2 separate regions of the Homo sapiens genome follow, and region 1 is linked to region 2. Evidence: chromatin loops called from intact Hi-C (ENCODE). Cell type or tissue: breast epithelium. All regions are shown on one strand.

The links. Hi-C counts contacts between places; a loop is a spot of excess contacts. Peaks named below come from ENCODE experiments on the same cell type or tissue, not always from the same donor. Only the 100,000 strongest peaks of a DNase experiment are listed, where the experiment ranks them.
Region 1: a loop joins it to region 2, with 12 times the contacts of the local background. A loop is called at or near these places in 10 of 110 quality-filtered maps.

What each region holds. Positions count from the first base shown.
Region 1 is chr16:74,694,949-74,697,448 of GRCh38, reverse strand. It overlaps MLKL (mixed lineage kinase domain like pseudokinase), which reads left to right. Exons shown (of 11, transcript NM_152649.4): 2 at 1,690-2,151. The coding sequence starts at 1,692. Among named protein-coding and RNA genes, the nearest start is that of MLKL, 4.7 kb to the left of the region's middle. In breast epithelium, no CTCF peak of the experiment used is centred here; a DNase peak (open chromatin) is centred at 1,418; H3K4me3 peaks cover 713 bases; H3K27ac peaks cover 361 bases.
Region 2 is chr16:74,971,331-74,973,830 of GRCh38, reverse strand. The region is part of intron 1 of WDR59 (WD repeat domain 59); the gene reads left to right. Among named protein-coding and RNA genes, the nearest start is that of WDR59, 13 kb to the left of the region's middle. In breast epithelium, no CTCF peak of the experiment used is centred here; no DNase peak of the experiment used is centred here.

The DNA of each region.
Region 1 (2,500 bases), 280 kb after region 2:
ATTCATTGCTGAACGCAGTCGGCTTCAGTTGCAAATAAAGCAAACATGATTCAAACTGCCTTAAACAATCAGGGAGGTTATTGGTTCATGAAACCTGCAGTTAGGGGATGGGGTACACTTCATGTCAGTTCAAACCAGTGGCTCAATGTTGTCATCAAAGACTCAGATTCTTTCTCCCTTTCCATTCTACCATGCTCAGGTTAGCCTCATTCCAAGCTTTAGGATCAGGGCTCTGTGCTTCCTCACTCATGTTCAGAGAAGAGAGAGAGGTTAAGAGTAGGAAGCTGGCACTGCAGCCTCAACCTCCTGGACTCAAGGAATCCTCCTATCTCAACTTCCCAGGTAGCTGAGACTACGGGTGTGTGCCACCACACCAGGCTAACTTATATATATAATATATATGTAATATTATATATATGTATTACTATATATATGTAATATTATATATATGTATTACTATATATGTAATATTACATATATATTACTATATATATGTAATATTATATATATTACTATATATATGTAATGTATTACATTTTTTTGAGATGGTGCAACCTCCACCCCCTGGGTTCAAGCAATTCTCCTGGCTTAGCCCTCCGAGTAGCTGGGATTACAGGCATGCACCACCACACCTAGCTAATTTTTGTATTTTTAGTAGAGACGGGGTTTCACCATGTTGGCCAGGCTGGTTTCCAACTCCTGACCTCAAGTGATCCGCCCACCTCAGCCTTCCAAAGTGCTGGGATTACTGGCGTGAGTCACCGCGCCCAGCCAATTTTATATTTTATTTATTTCATTTTATTTTATTTTATTTTTTTTATTTTTGTAGAGAAAGGGTCTCACTTTGCTGTCCAGACTGGTCTGGAACTCCTGGCCTCAAGCAATCCTCCTGTCTCTTCCTCTCAAAGTGCTGGGATTATCGGTGGGAGCCACCTCGCCCAGCTGCATTTTTCTTAAAGGACTGTAGGAAGAAACTGAACAATTTTTTGTAGGAAAAATGAAAGATAGTCCACATGTTTTAAAAAAAAACAGAAAGAAACATATTTATCTGTGGCAGTAAAGACTACCTCAGCTCACTTCACTCATTTGAATTACCCGCCTGGCCCCTGAAACCTCTATGCTTTAGCAGGATATATCTGTAATAGACGAAACTGATATAAACATATCAACCTGAAAATATTAACGGTTTACATGCAATACAAGTTTATTCCTTGATCACTTAACAGTCCATGACAGACGTTCCAGGTCTGTGGGCAGCTCTCCTCCAAGTGATTATCCAGGGACTCAGGACTCTTCTTGGGGCTCCACCACCCCAGGGCCGCTTCACCCCACGCATCCAGCCAACCAAGGGAGAGTGTGAGGAGGCGGCACAGCTGCCCCAGTCCGAAGTAGAGCAGGTCACATGCACTTAAACCCCATTGGTGAGAACTAGTCACATGGCCACATCAAGTTGCAAGGAAGGCTGGGAGATGTAGTTCCGGCTGGACCAGCTCTTCCCAGCTACAACTCTATTATTGTGCAAGGGCAGAACAGATTTTGGTGGGTAGCAAACCATCTCTATCTTGCATGAAAATGCTGGGGAGACCTCCTCAGGCATTTAAGTCACAGACCGCTTTGATTCTTTCTTAGCCAAGTAGTGAATATGCAGGAGATTTGGGGATTTCACCAAATTCCATTCATTTCTTCCAGGCATGGAAAATTTGAAGCATATTATCACCCTTGGCCAGGTCATCCACAAACGGTGTGAAGAGATGAAATACTGCAAGAAACAGTGCCGGCGCCTGGGCCACCGCGTCCTCGGCCTGATCAAGCCTCTGGAGATGCTCCAGGACCAAGGAAAGAGGAGCGTGCCCTCTGAGAAGTTAACCACAGCCATGAACCGCTTCAAGGCTGCCCTGGAGGAGGCTAATGGGGAGATAGAAAAGTTCAGCAATAGATCCAATATCTGCAGGTTTCTAACAGCAAGCCAGGACAAAATACTCTTCAAGGACGTGAACAGGAAGCTGAGTGATGTCTGGAAGGAGCTCTCGCTGTTACTTCAGGTTGAGCAACGCATGCCTGTTTCACCCATAAGCCAAGGAGCGTCCTGGGCACAGGAAGATCAGCAGGATGCAGACGAAGACAGGCGAGCTTTCCAGATGCTAAGAAGAGGCAAGCTGGGTCTTTGGTGGGGAGTGGGAGTGCAGTTGAATGCATTTTAGTCTCACTTTAATTTACCAAAGGAGCAGCAATGATGAAGTTTGAGCAGTTGTAATATACTTGTACCTCAAAACTCCTAGCTGGGCGCGATGGCTCTCGCCTGTAATCCCAGCACTTTGGGAGGCCGAGGCGGGCTGATCACTAGGTCAGGAGACTGAGACCATCCTGGCTAACACGGTGAAACCCCGTCTCTACTAAAAATACAAAAAATTAGCCGGGCATGGTGGCGGGCGCCTGTAGTCCCAGCTACTCGGGAGGCTGAGGCAGGAGAACAGCGTGAACCCGGGAGGCAGAGCTTGCA
Region 2 (2,500 bases):
CTCTTGACCTCAGGCGATCTGCCTGCCTTGGCCTCCCAAAGTACTGGGATTACAGGTATGAGCCACTGCGCCTGGCCGAATTAATTAATTTTTAATTTTACAATCCACCATGACATTCAAAGAATGTTCTCATTTAAAAGAGAAGACTTCCTGAGCAACACCCCTATTGCTGAGCGTGTGAACAAGAGTCTCCGATAGGTAACGTGTAGTGAGTATTAGACAAGGATGGCTCAGAAACTGTTGGGCCAAGCATGGTGGCTCACGCCTTGTAATCTTAGCACTTTGAGAGGCCAGGGCCGGTGCATCACTTGAGCCCAGGGGTTCGAGACCAGCCGGGGCAACAGAGTGAGACCCCATCCCTACAGAAAATGAAAAACTTAGCTGAGCATGGTGGCTTGTGCCTGTGGTACCATTTACTCAGGAGGCTGAGGCAGGAGAATTGCTTGAGCCCAGGAGTTTGAGGCTGCAACGCCACTGTGCTCCAGCTGGGGTGATGGAGAGAGACCGGCCCCCCCGCCAACCCCAATCTAAAAAGCAAAACAACAAACCAGCTTTGGCAGCAGTGTTCATGTATAATTTTATGGTTTTTGAGACAGAGTTTTGCTCTTGTTGCTCAGGCTGGAGTGCAATGGCGCAATCTTGGCTCACTGCAACCTCTACCTCCCGGGTTCAAGCGATTCTCCTGCCTTAGTCTTCTGAGTAGCTGGGATTACAAGCATGCGCCACAACACCTGGCTAATTTTTTGTGTTTTTAGTAGAGATGGGGTTTCTCCTTGTTGGTCAGGCTGGTCTCAAACTCCCGACCTCAGACCTCAGGTGATCTGCCCGCCTCGGCCTCCCAAAGTGCTGGGATTACAGGCGTGAGCGACCGTGCCTGGCCAATATCTAATTTGAATAGAAATTGGATCTTGTCCTCTGAAATGGTCGGACCCTTTTAATAATCAGTGGTTTTCAGTTTGTGGCTTTAGTCTGTAAAACCTCTTTTTTTTTTTTTTTTTTTTTTTTTTTTAAGACAGAGTCCTGCTCTGTCACCCAGGCTGGAATGCAGTGGCTCCATCTCGGCTCACTGCAATCTCCATCTCCCAGGTTTCAAGTGAATCTTGTGCCTCAGCCTCCTGAGTAGCTGGGATTACAGGTGTGCGCCACCACGCCTGGCTAATTTTTGTATTTTTAGTAGCCATGTTGGCCAGGCTGGTCTCAAACTCCTAACCTGAAATGATCCACCCACCTTGGCCTCCCATCGTGCTGAGATTACAGGTGTGAGCCACCGTGCCTGGCCTAGACATGAGTTTTAATCTAATTCTGACTGCAAAGCCGATGCATACCGTTTCTGCTGCACCAGGCTACCTCCATTTTATGCCTGGAGAAAGGGCAGAGTTTTTCCTCCCTTTGATAAATTGTGGTCTGTTGCTTTGGATTGCTGAAACCAAGTGCTTCAGAACACTGTTGCCTTTGGAAGTTGACTCACCAAGAAATTTTTTAAACGAGGACAGCAGCAATTTGTAGTCTAATAGAGTCTCATGGAATTGATTTCCTTCATTAGCCATCAGTTAGCTTGACGTTTCCAAATTATTATATTTACTCCAAGAGAATCAGAATCAAATATCACCATCAATTCTCATTTCATAAAGGGCATGTAAATCCTAAAGTGTTAAGTGTGCCAAAAGTCACCATCCTTCTTTGCAGTTGAAGGAACAAAGACTTCTAAGAACTTCATTCTCTTCTGTTTAAAGATACCTGTTTTGATAGAGAGCAGTCCTGGACAATAAGTTTGTTTTCCTACAATTGAGGAGGACTTTTCAGTATGGAAAAGCAAGAGTTTGGCTGGGCATGGTGGCACATGCCCATAACCCTAGCCCCTTGGGAGGCTGAGGCAGGAAGATTGCTTGAACCCAGGAGTTCAACACCAGACTGGGCTACATAGCGACCCCCCATCTCTACACAAAATTTTAAAATTAGCCGGGTGTGGTGGTGTGCATCTGTAGTCCCAGTTACTTGGGAGCCTGAGGCAGGTTAATCACTTGAGCCCAGAAGTTTGGGGTTACAGTGAGTACCACTGCACTCCAGCCTTGGCGACAGAGTGAGACACTTTCTTAGAGGCTGGGTGCTGTGGCTCACACCTGTAATCCCTGCACTTTGGGAGGCCCAGGCAGGTGGATCACTTAAGGTCAGTAGTTCGAGACCAGCCTGGCCGACATGGTGAAACCCCATCTCTATTAAAAATACAAAAAACAGCCAGGCACGGTGACAGGTACTTGTAATCCCAGCTACTCAGGAGGCTGAGGCGGGAGAATTGCTTGAACTCAGGAGGCAGAGGTTGCAGTGAGCCGAGATTGCGCCACTGCACTCCAGCCTGGGTGACAGAGCAAGACTCCATCTCAAAAAAAAAAAAAAAAAAAAAAAAGGAAGGAAAGAAGGAAGGAAAACTGATGAAAATTTTACAGTATAAAGTGTATGGGTAAGGTACACAAATCTTTTTTTTCTCTTTTTTTTGGGACCA